7 separate regions of the Mus musculus genome follow, and all the other regions are linked to region 4. The links are chromatin loops, found by intact Hi-C in ENCODE. Cell type or tissue: gastrocnemius. All regions are shown on one strand.

Evidence for each region. Peaks named below come from ENCODE experiments on the same cell type or tissue, not always from the same donor. Only the 100,000 strongest peaks of a DNase experiment are listed, where the experiment ranks them.
Region 1: it touches region 4 in a loop (3-fold over the local background); 29 of 42 quality-filtered maps call a loop at or near these places.
Region 2: a loop joins it to region 4, with 4 times the contacts of the local background. A loop is called at or near these places in 15 of 42 quality-filtered maps.
Region 3: a loop joins it to region 4, with 14 times the contacts of the local background. A loop is called at or near these places in 41 of 42 quality-filtered maps.
Region 5: a loop joins it to region 4, with 7 times the contacts of the local background. A loop is called at or near these places in 24 of 42 quality-filtered maps.
Region 6: it touches region 4 in a loop (3-fold over the local background); 19 of 42 quality-filtered maps call a loop at or near these places.
Region 7: it touches region 4 in a loop (5-fold over the local background); 28 of 42 quality-filtered maps call a loop at or near these places.

Annotation. Positions count from the first base shown.
Region 1 is chr15:101,337,529-101,341,528 of GRCm38, reverse strand. No RefSeq gene overlaps it. Among named protein-coding and RNA genes, the nearest start is that of Gm35853, 19 kb to the left of the region's middle. In gastrocnemius, a CTCF peak has its summit at 1,824 (motif pointing left); a DNase peak (open chromatin) is centred at 1,790; H3K27ac peaks cover 1,884 bases.
Region 2 is chr15:101,536,255-101,540,254 of GRCm38, reverse strand. No RefSeq gene overlaps it. Among named protein-coding and RNA genes, the nearest start is that of Krt84, 5.4 kb to the right of the region's middle. In gastrocnemius, a CTCF peak has its summit at 1,777; no DNase peak of the experiment used is centred here.
Region 3 is chr15:101,986,461-101,990,460 of GRCm38, reverse strand. It overlaps a transcript of Krt78 not described here. Among named protein-coding and RNA genes, the nearest start is that of Krt8, 16 kb to the left of the region's middle. In gastrocnemius, a CTCF peak has its summit at 2,185 (motif pointing left); a DNase peak (open chromatin) is centred at 2,168; H3K27ac peaks cover 357 bases.
Region 4 is chr15:102,062,944-102,066,943 of GRCm38, reverse strand. No RefSeq gene overlaps it. Among named protein-coding and RNA genes, the nearest start is that of Eif4b, 8.8 kb to the left of the region's middle. In gastrocnemius, no CTCF peak of the experiment used is centred here; DNase peaks (open chromatin) are centred at 1,086 and 1,525.
Region 5 is chr15:101,770,873-101,774,872 of GRCm38, reverse strand. No RefSeq gene overlaps it. Among named protein-coding and RNA genes, the nearest start is that of Krt72, 14 kb to the left of the region's middle. In gastrocnemius, a CTCF peak has its summit at 2,000; DNase peaks (open chromatin) are centred at 1,996 and 2,617.
Region 6 is chr15:101,518,233-101,522,232 of GRCm38, reverse strand. No RefSeq gene overlaps it. Among named protein-coding and RNA genes, the nearest start is that of Krt84, 13 kb to the left of the region's middle. In gastrocnemius, a CTCF peak has its summit at 2,263 (motif pointing left); a DNase peak (open chromatin) is centred at 2,250.
Region 7 is chr15:101,325,711-101,329,710 of GRCm38, reverse strand. No RefSeq gene overlaps it. Among named protein-coding and RNA genes, the nearest start is that of Gm52200, 9.0 kb to the right of the region's middle. In gastrocnemius, a CTCF peak has its summit at 2,283 (motif pointing left); a DNase peak (open chromatin) is centred at 2,260; H3K27ac peaks cover 265 bases.

The sequences.
Region 1 (4,000 bases), 730 kb after region 4:
GTATCCAGACAAAATAAGGGGCCGTGCTAGATCGGACCTGGTGCCCACTCCACATGAGAGAATTTACATCTGGTACCGAAAACTCAGTCAGAAGCCTGTGGCCAAAGAAGTCATAGACTCTAGTAGAGAAACCATTGCTGTTGGTTTGCTAAATGGACATGGTGTGCCCAAGAATGGCCATCTAAATAACTACATCTGTGCCCAGAGAATACTGCTCCTGTCCACTCTAGTCAGAGAAGCTTCTTTTTGCAATGATCAGCCATAGTTGTGAAGATTGATGCCTGGTCAAGAACAGAGAGAAGAAATGACCATCGGATACCCATGCATAAATGGGACGTCTGTATCATCCAGACCCCAGGGAACATCCTTCCGAAGCCCAGGGAACATCTTGGGGGGGGGGAAGAAGTAGAAGGAACGTAAGAGCCTGGGGAAGTTGGGGAATTGGGGTGAGGTGCTGACTTCCTGGCGTGACGTGGCTGCTGTGCTTATGAACTCACACCAGCTGTGACTGGCTACCTGCACAGAGACAGCATAGGATTAGGCCCCTCAAGATCCCGTCATAAACCTGGATGTGATGTCACATGCCCTCCATCTCAGCACTAGGGAGGCAGAGGCAATCTTTGTGTTGAGACCAGCCTGGTCTAGATAGCTAGTTCCAGGCCAACCGAGGCTACACAGTGAAACCCTGGCTCATAAAAGGGGAGGTGATCTGGAAGTGGAAGGGAAGCTACCTGAGAAGAAAAATATAATCAAAATCAATACATGTGTGAAAATGTGATGAAACCCATCGTTATGTATGATTAATGTGTGCTGATAAAAAAGCATTTTAAAGGAGAAACCACACTTGGGATTTCCCACAGAGAGCTAATGGGGGGTTGGCTAAGACACAAAAGAGAAAGGGGAACACCTGTCACTCTCTGGGGATTAGGAAGCCCAGAAAGTCACCCTAGAACTGAAGGAGGCAGGCTCGAGCAGGGAGAACCTGTGGTGCTTTCTGGACTTGAAGGCATGGGACTAGAGAAAGCACGGCTGAATATCAAAGGCTATATGACATTCTGACAAGGTATCCGACTCTGGATCTGCAGGGGAAAGGGCAAGGGTTACACAGCTGTCCTAGGAGGAATGTGGGTGATGTCTCCAGGTCCCTTGCCAGAGCCTCTGCTCAGAAATAAAAGATCACCCCTCCTCTGCTGGCTTGCTTCCATTTTTTTTTTAAGCTTTCAGGGTGTCTGCTAAGATATCTGAGTCTGATGGCTGTCACAGTAGCCACTTAATTTCTGCCCAAAGGAAAGCAAACAGAGCCAAGGTACAAACACCCCAACTCCCAGACTTTAGGGTCAGCACAGCTAAGACACAGAGAAGTCACTCAGTCTCTGTCTCTCTGTCTCTGTCTCTCTGTCTGTCTTTCACACACACACACACACACACACACACACAACACATACACACACGTGCACACACATCTGTGTCTCTCTCTTCCTCCCTCTTCCCCCTCCCCCTCTCCCTCCCCTCCCCCTTTTTCTCTCTGTCTCTCTCTGTTTCTCTCTCACACACATACACACACACACACACACACACACACGCACACACGCACACATCTGTGTCCCTTTGTCTCTCTCTCTGTGTCTCTCTCTGTCTCTGTCTTTCTCTCTCTTTCTCTCACACACACATACACAGCACACACACACACACACACACAACACAAACACACACAGCACAGAGCCAGTCCTACCCTCCTTTCACCTGCCTTCCTTTGTGGCTCTATCTACAATCTGCAGGCTCCGAGCGCCCCCTGCTGTCCATTGTCACATCTATACCAGCACACTGAACAGTGAGCCCTTACCTTAGGGACTGGGACAACACCCTACTTATGTGAGCCACAGAAGAGGCTTAGCACCATTTGGGGTTCCCTTCTCCCCTCCACTGCCTCCAGTACAGAGGTGGATTGCCTGGCAGAGATCTGTGCTGAGAGCCACAGGTGCCCTGACTCTGGGCCCCCTGTAGGGTCATAGGAGAATTGTCCCAAGTTCTGAGGTTGAACCCTAAGAGAGAAATAAAGGGGCCAGGTTCAGGGCTCCTTAATGGAGTCTATTACAGATCTCTGTCCCTGGTTGGAGGTTGAGAAACCCCCTTTCTTCTTCACATCTGGCATTTCTTGCCCAAGCTGTGGACTCCCGAAGGCTCCTGTGCCGTCTACAAGGCTGTCACAAACCCATGTGGCACCAGCCTGATAGTCCTTCCATGAAACATATTAAGGTATTCCACTTGTGTCCAGAGCCAAGAAGGGAGAGAAGGCACATGGGCTGACAGGGAGGTTGAGAGAACCACATGGCACAGTACACACACATCACACATTTGCACTAGTGAATATAGACATGCATTGCACACATGTATACACACGCATACACAAACATATGCATTTGGGCTTTATGGGTCATATAAGTGTATACATCTTAATGGAGGCATCCTACAGACACCGGCCACCAGCATAGCAACCATCTCTGCAAATGTGTGCACATACCCTGGTCACTGCTCACATGCACACATCCCAAAAGTGCTGAAATGATTCCACAGTGAGACGGAACTAAATTTGAAGCCTGATTTTGCCCTTGCCCTTGCCCTTGGGCTTGTACAACTTTCAGAGTCTCAGTTTCCCCATCTTTGAAAATGGGTACTAAGGTTACCTGCATCCAGGGCTATAGGGACTGAAGAGGATAATGTGTGTGGTTGGCCAGGTACAGCACAAATGTTCTGTGACTGACAGAACACATCCCAGGCCTGTTTGTGACAGGATTGGAAAGGGACAAGAATGGTCCCTATCTATGATTTGAAACACTGTGGCCTCAACCTAGGTATACACGTGACCAGGAGCACGCACACACTGGGGGCACTTGTGTGTTTCCACTGTTTATTGAGGCTGCTTAGCTACCGCTGTGCTTAGAGCCCATGAAGCCCAACCCTCTGGTGCCTGTTGGGACAGGACCTGGCTGGATTCTAGCATTCCTGCTGCCTCCACTTCCTCTTGGTCACAGACAAGGAGTGCAAACTAGACAGCTTAGGGATCATTTAATCCCTAGGCCACAAAAGGCTTTACTTTGATACATTGTGGCCTTGGCGTGAGACTTGGGGAGCCTAGGATACATTGTGGCCTTGGTGTGAGACTTGGGGAGCATAGGGTTCTCCTGAGGACTCTACGGCCTGCTCACCCCCTCCCTGTTTGCACAAGCTGCATATGCTAAGACCATAGCTCTGTTGAAGCAAAGCTCTGGGGTCCAAGCACATATCCTCCCAATACCCTATGGCCTATGGCAGAGGAAAGGAGTTCTTTGTCCTGTGTCAAGAGGAAAAGGACCATGGTTCATGTGCTGACACAGAGCCACAGAGCCATCAAGCCAGTCACAAGGTCTATGGGGCTTCAAGGCCACCCCCTGGAGGCTTTATATCAGTCACAACACTCCCAACACACCAGGTCCCAAATGACTTGTCGGAGACCCTCCCCTAATGCTCTGACAGGCATGATGGCATGCCCAGCACCTCTTCATCTGTCCTCTGAAGTAAACGGACCACAAGATAGCCAGTACTACCCTCATTGGTCCATCTCCCTCTATAAATGAGCAAGGCCACCTCACCTTAACTGGGCAACCTCACCTTAACTCTAGGGCACAGCCCTCCTTCGAGGGGTGACATCCCAGAACCATGAGTGTACCCTGCCTGCTCATCTTAAGAGAGAATCTGAAGGCCAGGCAGAGAAAGGGCCTAAGCCACACAGCTTAGAAGCAGTAGAAGCAGGCTGACCAAACCCCATTAGCAGACAAAGGTAGACCTCTCCCTCTGAGCTTTGTTAAGTACACTGCCCAGCTGGTGAAATGGGAGAAAAATGGGGAGAGGGGCCATGTACCCTAAATTCATGGAACTCCCTCTCCTGGAAGGAGCAGCTCTCCAGGGCCAACCTGAGAAATAACAGAGTCCCTTCTGGAACTTCCCAGCAGGTTGGTGGATC
Region 2 (4,000 bases), 530 kb after region 4:
TCATTTAAGGAGTCCAAGGACTGGAGTTAAGCCTGGAGGCCAGCAGTCTCACCCTTCATGAGGCCCTAGAACCCTCCCTGCTGGCTGCATTGACCTCAGAGTTCATCCCTCCTCGAGAGTTTTCTGTCCCTTGTGGTGGCCCCTGCTGGAATCAGAAGGTGCCTCCTCCTTCCCACAACCACATTCAGAGTCTCCATTCTGTGCAGAGCCCTGAGCTAGAGGCCCATGATACCAAGATGAGAAACAAGGCCTGTTAACCTCCCAGAACTCTGGACCAAACTGTGCAACCATAGATGATGCTCAAAACAAGCTAGTGGCTGTGCTGAAAGCTGGTTAGAGAGGCTCACAGAGACCCAAGAGAGGAGTGTGATGGGAAGCCTGGAGCTGCAGATTCTGGGCAGCCTGTTTAAAAGAACCCTCTCATCCGCTTTTTGTTTGGGCAATCTATTTTTGTTTTGCATTTTACTTTTGAGATAGGCTCTCTCTATGAAGTCCTGGCTGTTCTGGAACTTGCTGTGTAAACCAGTAATAGCCTCAAACTCAGAGAGATCCTCCTGCCTCTGCCTCCTGAGAGCTGGGATTAAAGGCGTGCGCCACCACACCCAGCCAACAACAGATATTAAGTACCTGCCTGAGTCAGGCTGGAGTGCTGATGGTACAGAGGTGAAGGAGACAACCCTTCCTGTAAGTAACAATACTAAGAGCCCTTAGGAGAGATGAGACTGGAGGTACCTTTGGCAGGCCTGTGCCAAGGTGTGCCACTAAGAAATTATGCCTCGCAACAGATCTAGTGTAAAAAGTTTGTTGGGGGAGGGGGGAGAGCAAAAGGCTGCCTTGAAGTGAGCACATGAAAAAGAAAGACTGAGCTCTCAGTTTCCTCCCTCCCCCTCCCCCCTCCCCCTCCCCCTCCCCCCTCCCCCTCCCCCTCCCCCCTCTCCCCTCTCCTGCATCCTGGAAGCTGAGGGGAGAGCTGGTGTGGCCAGTACCTTTTATGAACCACACCTGCCACACCTGAAGTACTTTGAGATGGCAGGTAATGATGTAATCTGCTGCCAGGTCCCTGAAGTTAGGCCGATGGAAATACCTGATTGCTTACACCTGTGACAGGATGCTAACTGGCACAATCACTGCTGAGAACCGAGTGTTGGTTTCCAAAAGTGTTACACATAGAGTTACCTAGCTAGTCCACTCCTAGATACATACTCAAGAGAAATGAACATGTGTTTCCATACACAAAAAAGCTGCTACATGGTTCATAATAACTAAGACTTGGAAACGATTCAGATACCCATCGGCGGATAAGCAAAATGATATGGCACAGCTGGACAGTGAAAATATAACTTTATTCCTGAGAAGAAATAGGATGCTAATGGGTGCTACAACATGGGCAATCCTTGAAGCACTCGAAGTGAAAGAAGCTGGCACGATTGGCCACTAATTGGGTGACTCCTGCATGTGTTAGGAAATACACAGATAAAAGGTAGCTCCTAAGGGCCAGCCGGAGAGGAAGCTGGGAGCCAGGGAAATAATGACAGCTGCAAACATCTGACAGAAATTTTACCAAGTCCCCTTAAATAAGCCTGTTGTGTGGAGCTGTGCATTGTACTCTGGGGCTTTTAAGAGCAGCTTAGTGGGAGTGCAGAACTGAAGCAATGATTATAGCCGTTGTCTCTGACAGAAATATGGCTGGATGGCGGGGGCAGGGCTGAGTGGTGGGGGGCAGGGCATGACAGAACTTGGGGTCTCAGTGTAGCCAGCAAGACTCAAAAGCTCCCCCTTCCGGAAGAGCAACAGGTAGCAGACAAGCCTGAAGCTCAAAGGTCTGCAGGACTGTGAGATGAAAGAGGCCATTACTGTGAGGCACAGCAGCTGGCAGGGGCATAGTGAGGGAGAGCCTCCATCTCTGCCTGCACCTGTGCCTGCCAAACTCCCTCCTGGTTTATAACCTAGGTCTCTGGAACTAGGAATACTCTTGGCCTGGAGTCAGCAACCAGCCTCTTGTGAGACTTTGATTCCAGGCCAGTCGGGCTCCTGAGAGTGATTGCTAGGAGGTGGAAGAGCCCAAGCAAGTGCTACCCGCAGCAGCCATGGACACCCTAGCTCAGGCCTGGTTACATCTCAGGGACTCCACACAGCTTCTTCAGGTTGTATCGTCTTGCAGTAGCTACTCTTCCTTCCACGGTGTGGGAGGTGATTCACAGCATGAAAGTGCCTCCTGGTGGTGACCTGCCAATTCTCATTCCACTCTTCTCAAAAACACCTCCCTCTGTGCAGACCCACTGGGTACCAGGAGACAGGAGGAATCGCCTATCCTGGTGGGTGGCATGAATCTAAACCTTGCTACTCACTGAGGGTCCCAGTAGGGACAGCCAGGGAGCAGTTTGCAGAGCTCTGAGGAGGATGAGAGGAACTGGAGGTGAGCACTATATTCCTGTGTCTGCCTTCCCAAGTGTCTCACAAGCCCATGTGCCTCTCCCTGCCCTGGCTGTCGAGTGCTTTCTGCCTCAGAACTTGTCCCCAGAATCCTTTGCTCCTGTGCTTCCCAGTGACCCTTCCTCATCCAGTCACCTCTGTGGTCTCAGGTTCACTTACTTCGCCCTCTTTCCAGCTAGAGTTACCAAGCACTCAGAAAGAAACCCAGCAGCTTGGCTTGGGACAATGGCTTCAAAAATGGCACTGTGATTCTGGGGGGCTAAGGATTGTTACATCCAAGGCCTGCCATGGAATGCAGATAGTTCTAAGACAACCTGGGCAACGTAGTAGGAGATGAAGGGTGGGAATGTAGCTCAGTGGTAGAGCAGTTTGCCTAACATGCACAAGACCCTATGTGCAATCCCAGTATAGAGTGGAGGGGAGGGGTGGAGTGAGGGGTGGGGGAGGAGGAGGGGAGGAGAAGGGAGGAGAGGAAAGGAGAGGGCAGGGGAGGGGAGGGGAGGGGAGGGAAGGGAAGGGAAGGGAAGGGAAGGGAAGGGAAGGGAAGGGAAGGGAAGGGAAGGGAAGGGAAGGGAAGGGAAGGGAAGGGAAGGGAAGGGAAGGGAAGGGAAGGGAAGGGAAGGGAAGGGAAGGGAAGGGAAGGGAAGGGAAGGGAAGGGAAGGGAAGGGAAGGGAAGGGAAGGGAAGGGAAGGGAAGGGAAGGGAAGGGAAGGGAAGGGAAGGGAAGGGAAGGGAAGGACCCTTAGCAGAGGAAGGGAAGCTGGGACATCAGAACCATAGGGCAGGAAGATGCCGCTCTGCCAGCATGATTGCAGTCAACGCACACACCGTGAAAGCATGGTGGAGCTCTGTGGAAGCAATCTGAGCCGCACATACTGCCAAGAGCAACATTTTCACTCCGGACTGGTTATGTGGAGTAGGCAAGAAATTTGAATCCAGCCAGAAAAACTCATCCTTTGGTAGGTAGCAGGTGTTGCCCAATAAAAATGGATCAGTTTACCTCCCCTAAGGAAACCTTTGGACCCTCAGTCTGGGAAGGCACAGACAGGAAGGTGCCGGACGATGGTAGCTTCTGCCTCTGACCCACCCACCCAGCCAGGCACTCTGGAGGGGCCACTCCAGAACTCGCTTTCCAGACAGGAGCAGGTCTCGACATGAGAAGCTCAGCACAAACGCATGCCCAGGCAGAAGGAGCAGTTTAGCAAAGCCTCCTCAGCTCCTGGGCTTCCCCTCCTGTCCTTCCCACACACACCCACAGGCCCAGCCAGACCTACCCGGACTTCCTGGACCTCCCCTGGCTAGCTAGGAGGGGGTTCTCCTCCCCTCCTCTCCCTTCCCACTCAGAAGGTCTCCCTCCTCCCGTGCCCCAGATAGTATCATGATGACCAAGCAATGGAGACTCAGTCACACCACTGAGGAGAGGCAGATCTCTGGGATTACACCCAGGCTTCCTGACAAGAGAAACTGTCACAGCAGCAAAACCTCCAGCCCAGAGTTGCCAGGGCGACTCCTCCCCCTGCCTCCACCCACCACCCCCTAGGACACAGCTCAGGACTGTGTTATGCAT
Region 3 (4,000 bases), 76 kb after region 4:
AAGACTCAGTCTTTGGCTATTTTATTTGGCTTTGACAATTACTGGGGGATGGGGTGTCACCCCTAATCTACTTTTCATTTTCTTTTTAGAATTATTTATTTTATGTATATGAGTACACTGTTGCTGTTTTCAGACACACAGAAGAGGGCATCGGGTCTCATTACAAATAGTTGTGAGCCACCATGTGGTTGCTGGGAATTGAATTCAGGACCTGCCTACCTCTAATCCCTCCAGTAATTTTGACTGTAGCCATTTTAATTTAATCAATAGTTTAAAAAATACTTATTTATTTTATGTATATGTGTATCAGATCCCATTATAGGAGGTTGTGAGCCACCATGTGGTTGTTGGGACTTGAATTCCGGACCTCTGGAAGAACAGCCAGTGCTCTTAACTGCTGAGCCATCTCCCCAGGCCCTAACCAGTAGTTTTAAATTAAGGACCAAAGTTTGTTCAACAAAAGCTGGTAAATGTGAGGATTCACTCACCTTTCTTTCTTTCTTTCTTTCTTTCTTTCTTTCTTTCTTTCTTTCTTTCTTTCTTTCTTTCTTTTTTTCTTTCTCTCTCTCTCTCTCTCTCTCTCTCTCTCTCCCTCCCTCCCTCCCTCCCTCCCTCCCTTCCTTCCATTGTGTGTGTGTGTGTGGAGCAGGCTCTGTTTTAGAAAGAGAAATCCTGGCATTGTGGTCTGATAGGAACACATGACTCAAGTCAGACCCTGAAAACGAACCCTGGGTAGGAACAAAGACCTGGGTGGACATTAGGGCTCTGTCAACTATAGGATCTGTGATATGAGATATGTCACCTCCCATGTCTTCATTTCAAGGAAGAGAGGACAACTGAACCATGTCACAGAAGTGGTGAGGGGCAGCAGCATCCTGATGGCATGAGGGGTTCCTGAACTAACAAGAGAAATGACATTTCTATTCCTCCTAGTTAGGGTTTCTATTGTTGTGATAGAACCTGGAGGCAAGAGCTGATGCAGAAGCCATGGAGGGATGCTGCTTACAGCCTTCTTCCTATGGCTTCCTCAGCCTGCTTTTCAGAGAACCCAGGATCACCAGCCAGGGATGGCACCACCTTCCCCACTGATGACTAATTGACAAAATGCCTTACAGGTGGATCTCATGGAGGCATTTCCTCAACTGTGGGCCCTTCCTCTCTGATGACTCTAGCTTGTGTCAAGTTGGCACACAAAACCATCACTCTTTAGGAGATGGTCTCCGTGCCTTCTCTTTTCTGTCACGTGTCACTTCCCACAGGAGCGGTGAGAACACAGGGGCCAGAGAAGGCGCCTCTCTGGTCTGTGATTGTGTCCTTCTCCGTGAGGCTTCATCACTTCCCTGTTTTGTTGAAAATAAACGAGAGAGAGAGAGAGGGGGGGGGGGGAGAGAGAGAGAAAAGTTCTCTTCTTTAAAAAAAAACAGAAAAAATAAAAGATTTACTTTATGTATTCGGGTGTTTTGCCTGTATTCGGGTGTTTTGCCTGTGTATACTTTTGCTCACCACATGAATGTGGTGCCTGCAGAGGCCAGAAGAGGGCGTTATGGAGCTATGGCCGGCTGTGAGCTGCCGCATTGGTGCTGGGATTTAAACCTGGAAGATCAGCAGGTGCTCCTAACCACTGAGCCATCTCTTCAGACCCCTCTCCATCCCTCCTGTACTAGCTTCCAGTCCGAAGTGGTCAGGTGGGCTTCGCCTCACCTGATTCTCTGAATATGTTCCTGGGAGGCAGGCTTGCAAGCCAAGGCATTTGGTGGTAGGGTTTAGATCAGAGCAACAGACTTGGATCTACGCCCAAGCTTTTGGGTGAGGAGAAGTCCTCACCTGCCCCTTGTCCTCTAGTGGACACTGAACACAGGATCCGTCCTAGACAAGCTATCTCCTAAAGAGTGGTATACTGGCTGGTTTTGTGTGTCAACTTGACTGCTAGAGTCATCAGAGAGGAAGGGCCCACAGTTGAGGAAATGCCTCAATGAGATCCAGCTGTAAGGCATTTTCTCAATTAGTGATCAATTGGGGAGGGCTCGGTTCGCGGCGGGTGTTGCCATCCCTGGGCTGTTGATCCTGGGTTCTATAGGAAAGCAGGCTGAGGAAAGGATAGGAAGAAGGCGGTAAGCAGCACTCCTCAATTATGCCGTATGGGTCTCTTTATGCAGGTTTCCGGCGCCTCCTGGTGGACAACGTGAGAACTGTCTTGCAATGTAGGGAGCGGCTCCTTTTTCTCATTTCAAATGTCCAATTGGCTACCTTTGGGGTTGACCTGGCTAGCAATAACATGGATACCTTGAAGAGAGATTTTTTTGGTTTAAAAGATAAAATTTCCAAATACAAACAGGAGCCAGGCAGCCAAGGTAAGGGTGGAGTGGGTCTGGGGTAAGAAACTGGACCCCTGGCTTGCACTTGAACATGTTCACAGAACACTGCGGCAGATGTGAGACTTACTTTCTTCCAGTGCAGAGCGGAGTGGAGGCACAGGGCGGCTTGCTTTTCCGTCTCTAGATAAGATGGCTCACTTGCAACTAGAAATGATTTCAGCGGGACAGGCAGGAACGATTGGATGAGGGGAATGGATTCGTTTGCCACATATTAAGGATTATCAGATTAAAAAAACAAACAAACCAAGAAAACAGAGGAGCGGGATATGGTGGTGTATGCAGTGAATCCCAACACTTGGGAGACAAAAGCGGCCTTGGAGTTTGAGTTCATCCTGGTCTACTTCATGGGACCCTGTCTCACAAAAAACAAAACCCCCTAAAAACAAAAACAAAAACAACAACAACAACCAAAATAAAACAAAAAGCAAACAAACAAAAAAATCCTAACCAAACTTAATGAAAAGGAGAACATGACCACACCTGGGTGTGGCTGAGGGGAGGTGTTATTTATTTATTTATTTATTTATTATTGCATCTACGAGAGAGAGAGAGAGAGAGAGAGAGAGAGAGAGAGAGAGAGAGAATAGAGAGCGAGCAGCCAGAGGCATCTGGAAGAGTCCAGCAGGGAGAGAAACTAACAGACTGAAAGCAGCCAGCAGAATAGATCAGGCCATGAGGGTGGGGTGGGTGAGATGTGAGTCAGAGAGGAAAAGGAAGGAAAGGCCAAGAGAGGGGACCGGGAACTGAGAGCTGAGGACCAATAGAACCAAGAGAGAAAAGAGAAGCTGGGGGGGGGGGATTGAAGCTCAGGGGGAGAGGTTTAGGGTAGGGGTGGCTGGGGTGGGGTGGCCAGAGGCGTTGTTGTAGCACCTCTCACTCTGTCAGTCCTTTATCGGAGGCGCAGGATCCCTTCTGGGAAGAAGCCAAGGAGCCAGAGGTGTATGCTCACCCAGACAGAGCCCATGTTCCCAACTCCTGATGGGACTCATGGGACTCTGAATGGCCCAAACCCGCTGCCACGAGCTGCTTGGCCCTCTCTCCTCGTTCTACCTGCTGAGGTGGGGGGGAGACAGTTAAAGACTGCTCATGTTCACCGTGGTGGCCACTGGTCACAGGTGCTTGCTGAGGCTGCTTCAAAACAGCTGGTTTGCTCTGAGAGCTGCTAACGGCGCTAAATCATATATCAGATCTGGAAGACTTGGTATCAGAAAAAAGAATGTAAAGTGTTGTACCACTGTGTGTGCTGTGTATGCATGTGTGCTCCACCTGTAATCGGTGCTGAGGGGGTAGGTAGAGGTGGAGATGGGAGCATGTATGGTACTTACTGGCCAGGAAGCCTAGGAGAATAAACTGCAGGTTTGCAAGAAGCCCTGTCTCAGGTAGAGGGGCTGGTGAGATGGCTAAGCAGGTGAGGTGCTCCTACCTGATGCCACTCCGAGCTGAATCTCTGGAACTCACATGGTGGAGGGGAAAGAATCAATTCCCAGAAGTTGTCCTCTGACCTCTACATGTGAGCTGTGGCAGATGTGTGCCCACACAAGTATGTCTGCACAATATAAGTGTAAAAGAATAAAAATAAAAAAAGTAAGGTGGAGAGTCATAGAGGAAGACACCTGATGTTAACT
Region 4 (4,000 bases):
GTCATGGAACAACTTCGAGGAGTTGGTTTTCCCCTTCTGTTGTGTAAGTCCTAAGGGTTGGACTTAGGTCATGAGGCTTCATGAACAATGCCTTTACAAGCCAAGCCATCACCCTGCCTCTGCTTTTTTGTCTTGTTTGTTTGAAACAGTTTCTTTCATATGTCCTCGTAGTATTGGCTGTCCTGAACCTCACTATGTAGATCAGGCTGGCCTTAAACTCACAGAGATACTCCTGCCTCTGTTTTGGTTTTTTGTTTTTTTAATTTTCAAGGCAGGGTTTCTCTGTGTAGCCCTGGCTGTCCTGGGTCTCACTCTGAAGATCAGGGTGGCCTCAAACTCAGAAATCTGCCTGTCTCTGCCTCCTGAGTTCTGGAATTAAAGGCATGCGCCACCACCGCCCGGCTCTGCCTCTGCTTTTTGAATTCTGAGGTCAAAGGTGTGCACCACCACACCCAGTCCAAGCCCTTGCTTTTGTAATAAAGACCAAATAAGGGGTTGTCGAGGTGGCTCAGCTGCCCTTGCAGAGGACCTGGGTTCCACAAGGCAGCTCACCACTGTCTAAGATGCCTCCGTGGGTAACAGGCACACACTTGGCTCACACAAAGACACACAGGCAAATACTCATACACATAAAACTAAAATGTAATAAGCATTTGTTGTTTGTGTGGTGATGGATAAGCAGAAGTCAGAAGCTGAGGTAGTAGGATTGAGGAGGACTGGGAAGTAGCAAGGTGGACATAAAGGATGTGCCAAGTGCTGAAGGAAAGTGGGAGGTGCTGGAGGGGACAGGCAACAGGGAACCTGGGATAGTTCGGGCACAAGTGAGATGACAGAGATTGAGAGTCACAGCCAGTTCCTTGACTCCTATCCACACCTCTAGCACGGCCCTTCATGACAGACTGGCATGGATGAAGCTCTGGAGGGGGATTTAGACCTATTGATGTTACCCACATTCAGCATACTTTAAGTGGAAAATTGGGAGAGGAACGCGGGACAGAGCGACCGCCTGTTAGTAGAACCGTCCAAATGGTGGCGCTGTAAGCCAGGAAATCAGAGCGCGGCACCGCGGCTGCTGGTTAGAAAGAAGCCGCTGCGTTTGCAGCTAGAAGGCCACCAGGGGGCAGAGAAGGGCAAGGGCCGCTAGGGCCGGGACTTCAGCTGCTATCAGTAGAGTGGAGACTGCTGATGAAGCTGTGTGAGGACAAATAAGCGGGTTTGGAATGAAATGTCTGAAGGGACAGTTCGAACGGTTATCCAAAGCGAAGCTTCAGACTTCCTCTGTCCCGAGACATGCACTTGCTCAGAGCCTGGCTCTCTCAGATGTTTGGTTTTCTCTTCCGTCTCCCTCTTTCTTTCTTCCTTAATACTGAACACCTCTGGTCACCAGAGTCCGAGAAAGCAAAGGAGACATCCATGAGGATGAGGTAGGAAGGGATTGGGTGTGTGTGCGCGTGTGCCAGAAAGCAGGTTGGGGAGGAACGGCTTTATTTGGCTTACATGTTCAGCTATCACGGAGGGAAGTCAGGCAGGAACTCAAACAAGGCAGACAGTTGGAGGCAGGAGCTGATGCAGAGGCCGTGGGGGAGTGCTGCTTATTGGCTTGCTCCCCCATGGCTTGCTCATTTTGCTCTCTTATAGAACCCAGGACCACCAGCCCAGAGATGGCAACGCCTACAGTGGGTTGGGCCCTCCCACATCAATCACTAACTAAGAAAGTGCCCTAGAGTTGGATCTAATGGAGTCATTTTCTCAACTGAGGCTCCCTCCTTTCAGATAACTCTAGCTTGTGTCAGGTTGACATAAAACTAGCCAGCACAACATGACTAGGGAGTATGGTCAAGGTAGAGAAGCCAGCCTAAGTGCTGTTGGAAGGGATGCGGAGGAGGAGGAGGAAGAGGAGGAGGAGGAGGAGGAGGAGGAGGAGGAGGAGGAGGAGGAGGAGGAGGCGGTGGCTGCATGAAGACAGGAAGTGATGTTAGAAGAGGGGGCGGGTCCAGACCTTGGCCAGGCTTTTCCACCCACCTAGGATGCCCTTCCACACCGGGTGCGCATTCATTTCCAACGGGTTCCTTAAGGGCCAATCAGAGGTCACAGCTTTCTTGATTCTCCAAGACAACTTTGTCTTTTAATAGCTGGATCATAATTTATATTACTGGATACTGAGGATAGACGTCTCACAGCAGTGCTAGCATGGTGTCTGGTCTAGTACAGGCAGGACAGACACACGGACTAATGAATGATTTGTTGATTTTTTTCACCTTTCTTTTAAGAAAGATGTATTGCGTTTAAACCATGCATATGTACGGGTGTGTGTGTGTGTATTTTATTTGTGCAAAGATACTCTCAGAGACCAGAGGTGTTAGATCCCCTAGACCCGGAGTTGCAGGCAGTTGTGAGTTGAACTTTGAAAGAACAGCAAGCACTCTTAACTCCTGAACTCTCCAGCCCTGAATTCCATGACCTTTCTGTTGAGGAGAGCGTGGAGAGAGGCAGACTGACTGAGAGACTCAGGTATTTCCCTCCGAGGCTGTTTCTGATATTTTGTACGTGAGCGTTCTGGGGTGTGGAGGTGTGTGTCTGCTTGAGTGTGTGCGTGCGTGCATGCATGCATGCGCCTGTTTGTCCTTTTAGGGCCCTGAAACTTCCAGGCCCTCTTGTGTTATCTTAGGAAGTGCATCTCAAGGGATGATTTTAGAGTAGACAAGGAAAGAGAAAATGGAGACAGACTCCTGTTCTCTGTCCTTCCAGTGGGCCAGACATCCAGACAGCAGGGTCAGAGGTGCAGGCAGGGGTGGGGTGGGGAGGGTGCCAAGCTGAGGGAAAGGCTGGCCCTTCTCTGCTTTGTATAGAAAGAACACACTACAGTTGTTTTCTCATGAAGATGAGAAGCTGCAGGGTCCTCTGGAATGTAAACAGCAGATAAGACTGCCCCCCTCCAAGTAAAGTTCATTTTCTTTAATCTAGAATACATACCCCGTTCTTTCTCACGATTTGGTTTTGGTCCCTTTAGCCTCTGTAGTCAGGTTCCTAATCTACCTCCACCCCTTCCTTCCTCAGCTTCTGTGTCTCTCTTTGGGCTTCTCTACTCTGTTATAGTCTCCTTTTACACATGACCTGAGCATCTGGACTTGGAAGGGGTCTCTCATTTAAATCAGTTAAATCTCTTAAGTTCTGGCTAAGAAGGTTCTGCCCCTCCCATTGTGGAATTCTTTCTTGTCTCTTTAGGAAGAAGAGAGCAGATCACATTTTGGCACAAATGCAGTGTTCATTCAAATAACTGATGCCCTAGATAAAAAGCCAAGGGCTGTGAGGCCAGGCTCTCCAGTTAGGGAAAGAGCAATCTCTCTGAATGGAGCCAGTGTAGTAGAGAGAGTAGAGGGGTGTCTGAGGAGAGAGCCCAGGAGCTGAGAGTTAGGAGAGGAAGGCCTCAGGGAAGGAGAGTGTAAAAAGGAGCAGGAAGAACCCCTGGCAGGCGGTGCCTTAGGCAAGCACAGGGCTCAAAGGGGTCTGGGAGAATGAAGGAAGGAGCCAACTATGGGGGACGGTGGAGATGGAATGTGGGGATAAGATTAGATTTTGTTTTTAACTTTGTGAAGTTTAATGATGTTTACAGAGCCAGGAGGGAGTGGAGACAGAAGGTGTGTGTGGTGGGGAGGTGGGGGGGGGTTGAAGGTAACAGGAGGAGGGAGGGATCACTGTGGACTGTTATCAGCAAAGGGCTAGGTGAAGGGTCATACACCGATCTCCATCCCTCCACCCCCACTCCATGTCCTCCTTGCCCTACCCTACAGGCCTGTGTGTTTGGGGGCTGGTCATTTGGCCTGTTTCTAGAAAAAAATTTCACATTATTTATTCATCTTATGTGGGGGAGGGCCAGGTGTCAGGGTGTGAGAGAGGAAGGGGGCAGAAAACTTTCAGGAGTCAATTCTCTCCATCACTCAGATCCCAGGGGCTGAACTCTGGTGATCATCTTGGCACTTTTATCCACTGAGCTATTTTG
Region 5 (4,000 bases), 290 kb after region 4:
CCAGCCAACTGATGTGAACAGAGATCTTATCATGGGCAGGCCGGTCTTTCAAGAACAAGCTTTGTTGAAAGGTGGCGTTCCAGGTGCCTATGACATCTTTTCCTATGTCCATCCTTCCTTGATCCATATCAGTCTATCCCTTAGCTGACTAGACTCTTCTCACCCAGGGGCCATTTATCTATTTTCCACTTATTGAGAAAAATAATTTCCTCATCTTTTGTAGCCAGGATGAAATTTCATTCCCTCCCATGCACCTGTTGTGCCCAGTTCTTCCAGGAAACCCCATCAAGCCACCTAGCATGAAAAGAGAAGTGACATTCTAGCTGCCAGCCCGACCATTCCCCAGGCCCCACTCTTCAGGAGTGCAAGCTCAGAGGAATGAGAGTTCTGCTTATAGTACCTGGGAATAGTAGGGTCTCAGCAGGTACCTGTGTAGCTGTGACACCCCTTGAACCTATGCTGGTATCCATGCATGTCCCTCCCCTATCCCTCAACACCCTCTTGTCCCAGGGTCCTCATGTGTGGCTCAACTCAGGATATATTTCCTGCGAGAATGTGCTACTAAGTGGAGTCTTTGCTTCTGGGGAATTAAGAGCCCTACATAATACAAACGCCTTAATGCCTTGCCATGTAAGTGAGAAAACACCGGGTTAGTAGGTTTGTGTTTCTAACACAACCACATACATACACTTTACATAATTTATTGTTGAAATGGGGGCCCTTTGATATCATCAAATGCTAAACTGATCCTTGGGAAAGAGGCAAAGCAAAGACATCCAGGCTAACGTCCCTCTGGACCTGCCTGGCATTCTGACTTTGGATTTTGCTTCTTTTAATTGCCAGTTGTGGCGCAGTAGAAAAATCATGCCCTTGTAAAAATGGGTTTAACATTAGCTAGCCTTGTCCTTTTGGTGTGCCGGGAGCTCAGCTCAGCCCCATTGGAGACTTTTCTACCTGGCAGAATGGCTAATTCTCCTGAGAACTGGTATGGACCATTGTCAACAATGAAAGTGCTACTGTCATACTGCCCAGTTTGCTCTGGGGTGTTGGGACTCAGGGAGGGAGGTTAAACAGCTCACCAAGGATCAGACCATGTATCGAGGAGGGACAGAAGTGGGCGTTGAAGCCCTGTGAGGTTCTGGGGTCTGTGATTCCAGTCGTGGAGGACACCTCACAGCTGTTATGACTGCAGCTGTGTGTTGCGTAATGAAGACTCACGTGATTGGAAAGTGTTGCTAGGTGATCGTGCCAGGGTGCAGGCGTCAGAGTGTGCTTATGCGGAGTGTGCTTATGCCCACCTAGGCAGTGCAGCTCAACCCTGAAAAGATGTACACAGCTGTTGCTGGGGCAGCACAGTGGATAAGCAGAAGTCACACTCTCTAAGATGACGAATCAATGCATCGTGTAGCAATGCAGGCACTGGTGACAGCCATCTGTCTTCTTGTCAAGTATTGCGACTGCCTATAATTGTTTTATGCCTGGTGGTGTTGTGAGTGTGTGTTCTCCAGACTTACCACGAACACCTGAGTCCTACCCAGTGCTTTGGAGCATCATCAAATGACAGAAAGTTTTCAGCCTTCTTATCCCACTCTGGGACCTGGTTATATACACTGTTGTTTGTTGACCTGAACCTGTCGTGTGTCATTGCAAGATCTGAGTGACTGATAACTTCATTTGGGAAGAGTCTTGCTGAGTAGCCCTGGCTAGCTTGGAACACCCTGTGTAGCCCAGGCTGGCCCTTGACTTGCCATGGTCCTCCTGTCTCTCCAGAATACTGGGATTTGAGGTATTCAGCACCATGTTCTGTCCACGGGACTTGCATCTGTGGGTCTTTCTCTGTGTTTGTAGGATGTGTACTGATTGGTTCAGGGCCCAGGAGTCGGGCAGCAGCAGAAGTTGATAGAGTTAGACTGTGTATGGAACGTTGGATTTGTCTCAAGTGCTAACACTTCTGGTACATCTAACCTGTGCACACACTGCCCTCTGTCAGCAGCTCCTGGTACTGCACCTACCTCGGCCCTGAGAAAAAGATTACAAAGAAGCTGTGGGGGATAAACCCGGGTCAGCCCAGTGCCTCTCTGGGGGAGGAGCTGCTTGGCTCCCTGGCATGCCTAGACTGCTCCCAAACACTGAGTTGCCAGGGCCTTGTCTCCTGTCTCCTCCTTCCCCTCCTCTCCTCTCATGGAAGGAGAAAGGAGGCAGCCCCCTCTTTCTGAACCTCCCCACCTTCAGTAGCTAGCTGTTCTTTCACAGGGCTTTCCCTCAGGTGTCTGAGAACATCCCTGTTGTGTCAGAGGTCCTGGGAGCGTGGGAGGTCAGTCACTCAGCAACACTCCCTCCTCCAAGTCCCACTGGCATCTCAAGCAAGTCCCAACCTTGGCTATAAGGGCGACCTTTGAATAACTGTCTCTCAAAGCAGATGAACCAGCACTGCACAACTGTACATAGACAATCTTGTACAGGGCTTCCTGGAGGAGGATGTGGAAGGCTACTCTGTGGGTTCCCCAGGACTCCATTGCCTTAAATGCCTTCAGGGTGACTGGTGATTATTTTGCATTGCCTGTCTGTCTCTGTATTCCTCTTTGGCAGCTCCTTTCAGCACCAGCAGGGGGCTGGGGTGTAGAGGTGTCCTCCCTATCTCCTCCAGCCTCAGGGTAGCATCCACTCCACATCCCATGTTGCTGTGGGTCTCCCTTAGGAGGCCGATGGTCCTAACCTCATATTTCCTACCGTCTGTCCCCACAAGGGTTTTAGATCTAGATCTCCGAGGTTCCAGGTCCTTCCAGCTGTAACTATAGATGAAGAAGCAGAGGTGGCCTGGGACACTGCCAACCAGCAGTGCATTTCATTCCTGGCTTTGTTTCTTTGCTACTCATCAGTCTGCCTGCCTTTGTTGTCTCTTTATTTTAACAATGGGGAGAAGGGGAAAGGATTGGCGTGAGGGTGAGTTAAAATGGTTGAAGTGCTGATTCCAGTGACTGGTGCCTGTAAGCCGTGGACAAGCAGTTGCTCCGAACTTCTCTGAAATGTGCCTACCAGACTAGCCCATTCCAGTCCTGCTCCATACAGCTCTTACTGCATTCTCCTCGGACCCCAGAAGGCTCTTTCCCATGGCTGCTGGCTTGCTCCACACTACCCTCTGCTCTTCCTCATGACCTGGAAAATAAGTGTGCCCCAGTCCTGATCTCACTGCTTCCAGTCTCCTGGCTCCCTGGTGGTCGCTGTTCTCCCATCTTGGCTCTCCTGGCTCCTGGTTCATTTTACAAAGCCCCCTTCTGATCTGGCAGTGGGCATTGTGACTTGTGGCCAGCCATCAAACCCCCACTTGCCTTCTTGAGACCCCTGGTCACTAGGGAAGTGAGGATTTGGTTCCCTGGCACCCGCCCTCCCTGGCACTGTGAGGGAAGGGTGAGTAGAGCTTTCTAGCTACGGAGGGAGAAGATGATGTTGTGGCTCTGAGCTCCAGTGGCCGACAGCTAGCGGCTCCTAACCACTGCTTGCTCCAGTCTCCAGTTCTATGACCAGTCTGCGTCTGTGGGGATAGGGCTCGGGCAGGACATTTCCTGAAGTCAGCAGGTGGCCTGTCCCTCAGTCTCTGGCTGGGCAGCATGCGGATATTTGTGTTGACAAGCTTCAAGGGCTTGGTTGGCAGTCTGTCGCCAGCCGTGGTGTGCAGCCCCTTTCTTCAGTCTCGGCTCTTCACTGAGCAGCTTTTTCAGACTCTATCTTCCCTCAACACCCTTCATTTTCCCCCCTTGATATCCTACCTCTGTGTCTCTTCCTCCCAATCCCCACCTTCTCTGGTGTTACCTGGTGCCCAGTACCTTGGTCCTACCCAGTGGCATCTCCCCAGCTCCCACCCTCTCCCTAATTCTATCTCCCGGGTCTGGTAGGCTCAGTTATAATGTTGACCCAGAAAGGGGGCTGGCCATTCCATCTATACCTGAGGCACGTCCCACCATGGTCCTGACCCACCACTGTAGCATCTCCCTAGGGATGA
Region 6 (4,000 bases), 540 kb after region 4:
GAGACACACATCAGAAATGACTAAGAGAGTAAATTGGATATTGTAGTTCAGACCTATAATCTCAGCATTCTGGTTGAGGTGGAAAATTACAAACTTAATCCAAGGTCTCTATTGGTTACAGACTGAGTTCAAGGCCAGCCTAAGTGACTTTGGAGATTTGAAGTTAGATACTCCAAGACCCTGCCTCAAAACAGAAAGCTTAAAAGGGGATGAGACATAGATCAGTGATAGAGCATTTGCCCAGCATATTCAAGGGACTAGACTCAATCCTCAATAAAGAAAGAAAGGGGGAGGGAGGAGAGAGAAACAGAGAAAGAGATTTTCTCAGCACTAGAGAACAAATGATAGAGACAAACCCAAGTAGATCTTTTAGAACTGGAAAGTAGAATATTTGGAATGTGAGAACAGAGAAGAATGGACAGGAAAGACTCAGTGTGCTGGAGACAGAATAATAGTCATTATCCACTAGGAAGAACAAAGGAAAAAAGAACTGGGAAATATTAGGCTGGAAAAAGTATCACATTGCACATGGGAGCAATAATTCAAATCAGCATTAGCAGAGTTCTCATCAGAAGCACAGAAGGCTGTGAGGCAGCGAACTGCAACTCCCAAGGGCCAAGTAGGAAAAGGACTTCAGGTGCCTATTTGTTTGGTGATGTTTCTATGTGTGTGGTACCAGAGCTGGAACCCAGAGCCTGGTGTGACCTGGCTAAGCCTCTTCCACTGAGCTTTATCTTGGCCCTGCAAGTTCAAGACTCCATAGCCAGCAAGCACATCCTTCTGAAGCAAAGGCAGGGGGGATAAAAGACAGGTATGCTTTGTAAGCAAGCCCCTCAAAGTAAAGGGGGGGGACACCTTGGGGAACTGGGAAACGTGCAGTGCAGGGATGAAGAACACAAAGTATCCAATTAGATGTAAGACACTGACTTTCTTCATGTAGCAGAGTGAAGGATACAAAGTATCTAACTAGATGTAAGAGACTGTCTTGCCTTCTGTAGCAATGCAGGAATGGACACAATGTATCCAACAGATGTTAGACACTCCTTTATAGACTCCTTTATAGACTCTGAAAAGTGCACAACTGTTGAAAACAAAACAGCAGCCACTTCAGAGCAGGTGGGGATGGAAGTAATAAAGCCCTAGCTCTATCCAGGAATACTGGTACATGCCTGTAGTCCTTATGTTTGGGAGGTTAGGAAGTAAATCTGAGGCTAGCCCAAGCTATATAAACACTCCCAGGTCAATCTAGACTACATACAAATCCTCTCTCTCTCTCTCTCTCTCTCTCTCTCTCTCTCTCTCTCTCTCTCTGTGTGTGTGTGTGTGTGTGTGTGTGTGTGTGTGTGTGTAGTGCATACATATATATTCTAGCTCTATGTAGACTGGGAAATATTTTTTATATGCATTGAGACTCTAATTAAGTTTAAGTAAATTTTTTGAGTTTTACTTTATTATAATGGTGTGTGTGTGTGGTAAGGTATGACTGTGGAAGTCAGAAGACTATCTTGTGCCATCTGTTTTCTCCCTAACCTTTACATAGACTTGGGTTCTGGGGATCAAACTGAGGTCACCAGTCTTTACAGCAAGCCACTGAGTCATCTCACCAACCCCTAAAAGAACATTTTTAAATATTCAAGGAATCTAAAGAAAACAAAAAAGAGGTGATAGAAGGCAAACATCCGGAAGACCAAAATGAAAATAAATAAATAGAGTCATAGACTTAAACAGACCCACATTAGTAATTGGTTGTGATACACATGGTCCATCCATTATTGTGCCAGGAGCTCCCCTCTTCTGCTTCCATCAACAGAAGCAAACCCAAGGTCCAAGAGGTTAAACTCCTACACAGGGGCACGTGCTTGCCTGACCCTGAACACTAATGAGCCACTTGTCTTGTGGGTAGACTGGAGACCTATTTCCAACCTCCAAGAGTTTGTGGAGGTCAAGCTCATGCCACAGTGCACCTGAAGCACTTAGCTGGCCTTACTTGGCACTCAGTAGGTGCTGCACAAGAAAGCCTTCATGTTGCTTCAATAGATGCATCTGCATTCTTCTTATTATTATTATTAGTGACTCACAAATAGAGACAGAAACCCACTACTGCATTTTTATCCAAGGTGAATGCCATGTGGGCACACAAATCTGTGGACAGCTTCAGTTCCCAAAGAGTTGACATCTTGGGCAACTCCAGACACCTCCTTTGCCTTCCCTGCTCTTCCTCAGGCTTTAGGAAGGCCAACTGAAGGCATTTGCTGCCCTCTGCTGGCCACTAGCTCCAGAGGTTCATGCTAGAAAATCCAAGGCAAGTGGCAGGAAACTTGAACATCTTTTAAAATCATTTTTCCCCTCCAAAATTTTATTTAGGAACCAAACATTGCAATGATCAAAAAAAAACTTTGCAGAAGAATCCTATCTCTCCCTCTCGCCAACCGTGGCTATCTTTTCAAACTCCTGTACCCTACAGTCTTTTTTCCCAGAGGATACTCACATCACTCTGGGGCAAGAAAGAGCCATATAAGGTTCTAAGTCCAGCAGTTTTCAAACCTGGAGTGGTCCTCCGGGTTGGAAGTCTACAGCTGTACAAATGTGGCATTTTCTGCCCTCCTTCAAATATTTGAGAAAGCTGTTCATTTATACACATATATAGTCAGCCAACACTGAATTCTCAGAGCAGTTGTAAGTGCTAGGAACCTACCAATGGCAGACAAAATGCCTGTACCCTTTTGGCTTATTTTGGGATGAGGCGATAAACACACAATGGTGGCTATGTAAGATGCATGGATTATACAGTGCAATAGAGGGTTTAAACTCTAAAACATATTTTAAAAGTAGATCATAGTCTGTCAGACAACTCAATGAATGAGTCAAGTGTTTGTCATGTGGACACAAAGACCTAAGTTTGGATCTTCTTCACCCATGTAAAAGCCACGGTGCAGTCATGAACATCTCTAACCCCAAGGCAATGGGGCAAGGACAGGTAAATTTACAGAGCTCACCAACCTAAAAAAGAGAGCTTTGGTTCAGTGAAGAGACCCTGTCTCAGAAAATAAGATGTAGAACAGTTGAGGAAGATAACTGAAGTTAATCCCTGGCCTCCACAGGCTCCCACATGGGTGTGTGTTACTACACACACACACACACACACACACACACACACACACCACATACACACGAGAGAGAGAGAGAGAGAGAGAGAGAGAGAGAGAGAGAGAGAGAGAGAGAGAGATTAGAGCAAGGTAAGCCGGATGGAGACAGCCTTAGGGTAGGAGGGCAGGTTACCATTTTTGAAAGAAGAAGAATCTGAAAGATGACATTTGCACAAAAGACCCACAAGCACCAATGGAGCAAGCCTTGTGGATGAGAGAACAATGAACAGAAAAGACACCCACTTGGAAGCTCTGAGACGGGTGTGTGCTTGTCACTTTCAAGGGCCAGCATGGGTGCTGAGGTCACAGGAAGGAGACATGTGAAGAAGCAAAAGGACAGGCAGAAAAAGGCCTTGTCACCTGCTCTTCAGAGTCTAGGTGACATAAGGAGTCACAGGGACATTAGAGGTAAGTGCCACAGTCCAGCCTAACCTGTGATGTGTGGGTCTCCTGAGTTGAGACTTAGGGACTGGGGGCATCAGCAGGGAGACCCATGACACAGCTTGTCTGTTCTCTCACTAAATACAAGGTGAAATGCACAGCTGTTTTCTGGGTCTGTAGTTCAACCAAACACAGCAAACTCCACTCAAGCTGAACACGTGTCCCACTCAAAATGGTTGTGTTGTCTCCACACAAATTCTACACAGCTTGTAGAAGGTCTCAACTGTCCTTGGGTGCCCTTTGTTATGCTCAGAGTTCCTGAGCCAATCTCCTGAGGACACCCAGGAATGATTTTATGGCTTTATAGTTCTTCCTCCTGAGATGTAGAAGATGTTTCTACTGCTAAAGAAGAAAGCAAACCATTCAGAACTGATAATGTGGCCAGTTCTGAGACTAGAGGCTCTGCTGAGCAG
Region 7 (4,000 bases), 740 kb after region 4:
CATCTGGAGCCCTCTTCAGAAAGCAGTGCCTGGGGTAGACCAGAGCAGTGGGATAGATGCCCGCATGCCCGGCCTGTGACTCACCACAGGGGAGCAAGGGCTTGAAACAAGACAATCTTTCCCTGAGGTCCCCCAGCAGTTCCATTCCAGGACTCCCAAGAGTCATATAGATTCCAGACCTACTGTCCCGCTGTGGCCTGCCCTATTTCCACAGTCAAGTGTACTGTGCTACACAGCTAGAAGCCCTCTGCCTCACAGCTGGAAGCCCTCTGCAACAATACCCTCCCACACCTCAACCCTCAGCAACCCAGGCTCCTGGAATAAAGGCCAAAAGTTCTTCCCAGCCCCCAGATCTTCCTGCTATGGAAACCCCCTCTCCATCCTAAAACCCCTGCCAGCTGCTATCTAGAGAGAAGCACAGGGCTAGCTTGCTGGTCTGAGTCTCTACAACCTCAACCACTTCCAAGGCAGCTGCCATAGCCAGCTGAGGGGATTCTGAGCCCCAGCTGAGGCCACATTCCACAATCCCTGACACCACTCCCTTCAGCTTCCTCTCACCCTCAGCCCTGAGGAGGCAGGGCCATCCCTGGTGACTCTTTTCTGGGCCTGTCACCATCATATGAGGAGCCCTGGCTTAGAGAGTGGTGAGCCAAGGACACACACACACACACACACACACACACACACACACATACACACACGAGGCCCTGTCATGTCACGTCACTCAGTGGGGTTGAGGCTGAAGCTCTTTTACCCAATCCCAGGTCTCCATATAACCAGGGCTCACACCAGAATCCTAGCCAGGAGTCACAGCCACTTGTGGGCAGTGGGAACCAGGGGAGACAGGAGATTGGGGACAGGTAAGGCCAGGTCCCAGGCCAGGGTGTCCCAAGTAGAGATGCAGATTCTCATAGATTCTCCAGTTCAGTTCAGTTCAGTTCAGTTCAGTTCAGTTCAGTTCAGTGAAGAGGTTCTTCCTCCTAGGAAACCCGCCCTGCTCTCCAGCAGCCATCATGGCCCAGGTCCCTGCCCTTCTTGCCCCCACCGTCCAACCTCAACTCACCCCATGTTCATCAGAGGGATGATTCTCCCTGTCACAATGTGGGTCTTTCAAAAGCCTGGGTTAATAGCACAACCCTCCAAACACTTCCGCCTTCAGCCTGCAGTCCTCATCACGGAGTGACCCTCAACCCACCACAGCAACCAAGAATCCACTGTCTGCCAGCCACACCCAGCCCAACCCAGCAGGACCCCATGATGTACAAAATGGTGCCCAGGCACAGTGAAAGCCATCTTTCCTTCCAGGCCAGCCCCATACTCCTCCAGCCCATGTTAGGCCTCCCTATAGCCCTAAGGCAGGCTCCAGGTTCCAGCTCCAAAGGCCCTCTTCCCTCTCACCCAGACTCCCAGCAACAGCTTTGGTATTCTTCACACCTGGGCACTCTTTACACCTGCACACACTTCACACCTGCACACATACTTCACACCTGGGCATTCTTCACACCTGGGCACTCTTTATACCTGGGCACTCTTTACACCTGCACACTCTTCACACCTGGATACACACTTCATACCTGCGCACTCTTCACACTTGGGCACTCTTCACACCTGCAGCACTTCACACCTGTGCACTCTTCACACCTGCACATACTTCATACCTGGGCATTCTTCACCCCTGGGTACACACTTCACACCTGCACACTATTTTCACACCTGCACCTCTGAGCAATAGGTTCTCCAGCCCAGCTCTCTCCACCTGACATCCCCTGCCACCCTGACTCCGAACTAGATCCCCACCCCACACCCCTGCATGTCCAGCACATCCCATGATGGTCCTGTGGCAGGAGTATGTATGGTTGCTTGAATCTCACTTATAAGAAGAGTGACATAAGACTCCAAAGCTGTCCTTGAGTGAAAATGTGGAAGGGAGTGGGGGTGGACAGGGCCAGACTCAGTCTTTTACCTGAGTCCTTACAACACAACTGTGGGGACCCTAGGCCTGAGAGAGTCAGAGGAACCAGGACATTTACAACTGACACCATCACTGACTGCCCTTCTCCTCATGTACACACACACACACACACACACACACACACACACACACACACCTTTTAAACCATGTGTGTATAACCCAGCTCTCCCAGGCCTGCAGCTTCCTCACACCACACCCAGACCTGCTGGGCAGGCTCAACAGCCTCTCTTGTCCACCTCCCGCAGAAAAGCTGCCGCAGCCCTGCCCCCACTGGGAAACAGCAAGTTCCACGGAGCAGGAGCGCCCTCCAGTGGACAACATAGGACTAGACCTCCTTAGGCTCTTGGGACCGAACCAGAGCTGGTGAAGAAAGCCACCAGGCAGTTGGCAAGGGTGAGTGAACTAGGAAACAGAGGCAAGCGGTGCTGCAGCTTGAGTCTTCCTTCAACTCAGTGATGGTTGGACTGGAGCTCGAAAAGTAGGCAGAGTAGTGCCCTGAAGCTGATGAGTGAGATTGTGACGTGGGCCTGGGCTGAAAGGTGAGGGAACCAACGGAAGGGTTCCCTTCCTGTCAATGAGTTTGTACAGGAGGACCCACCCGTGGAGTCCCTGTAGCAGGCAGAAGTAGGGCTTAACCAAACCTCTCTATATAGCCCCATTACTCCACCCTCCTCTCTAAACAGCTTTCTGGGGGAGCTGCCGGTAGCCCTATGAGCCACTCGAGAGGGGCACCAGTGTGCATACACAAGAGAAACCGACGAACTTGCCAAACAGGCCAAAGCAGTCCTCCAGGTGAGGTCGTCAGGAACCCACAGAATCTTCTCCCACCTATGAAACATACATGGCTTAGATCAAAAACCCTAAAGTAAGTTGAGCAATGGCCCCAGAAAAATCTACCTGGGAGGATGACTTCATCTGGAGTATGCAAGTGAGATCCCCTCTAGTTCCCAAGTGAACCCTAAATCTAATGACAGGTATCCTTGTGAGAAACTGACAAGAAGAATACACCGGCACGTGGTGAGCTCAGAGCAAATCTACGAGGACTGCGGAATCCTCCAAGCTGCTAAAAGCCAGCAGAAGGAGGCAGAAGAAGGGTCTGCCCTGGAGCCTTCACCAGGGCCACAGCCCTGCAGACCCCTTGATATAAACATGGACTTACAGACCTGTGAGGTAATCGATTTCTGGTGTTTTAAGCCACCAAGTTGGTGAATCCTTAGGACAGAAAATTAAGACACTCGTGAAAATTAAGTATCTCTGCAAGAAGGGGCCGTGACTATGGACTTAGAGCCCCTAAGGGGAAGGGGCGTGACTATGGGTTTAGACCGCCCCCCAAGGGGAAGGGGCGTGGCTATGGGATAGCCCTCCTAGGAGGAAGGGCATGACTATTGATTTAGCCCTCCCAGGGGGAAGGGGCGTGACTATGGGTTTAGACTGCCCCCCAAGGAGAAGGGGCGTAACTCTGGGCTTAGACTCACCCCCAGGGAAGGGGCGTGGCTATGGGATAGCCCTCCCAGGAGGAAGGGCATGACTATGGCTTTAACCTCCCAGGGGGAAAGGGCGGTGACTATTGACTTAGCCCTCCCAGGGGGAAGGGGCATGGCTATGGGCTTAGCCCTCCCAAGAGAACCATGAGGGCATCTCCATGAGGTTCAGGTCTAGGATTTAGCTCAGCAAAGTGGGGTAAGGGAAGATCAGGAATTCATGGTCATCCTGGCCCTCAGCCAGCTCCCGGCCCACTTACCTACAGGAAACCGTCTCAAAGGCCCCACCGCACCACGCCTTCAAAAGTTGAACACTTCCACACTTGCTCACCTGGCAAGCACCTATTGACAATATCATGTAATTGGGCACCTTCATTCTGCAGATGTCCTGAGATTTAACAGTCCTGGGGACTGTTCTAGTAACATTCCTATTGCTGGGGCTAAGACACCATGACCAGGTCAGCTTATCAAGTGTTCATTTGGGCTCACAGTCCCTGAGGGTTAGAGCACATGGCCCTTGTGGTAGGGAACATGGCAGCAGGCAAGC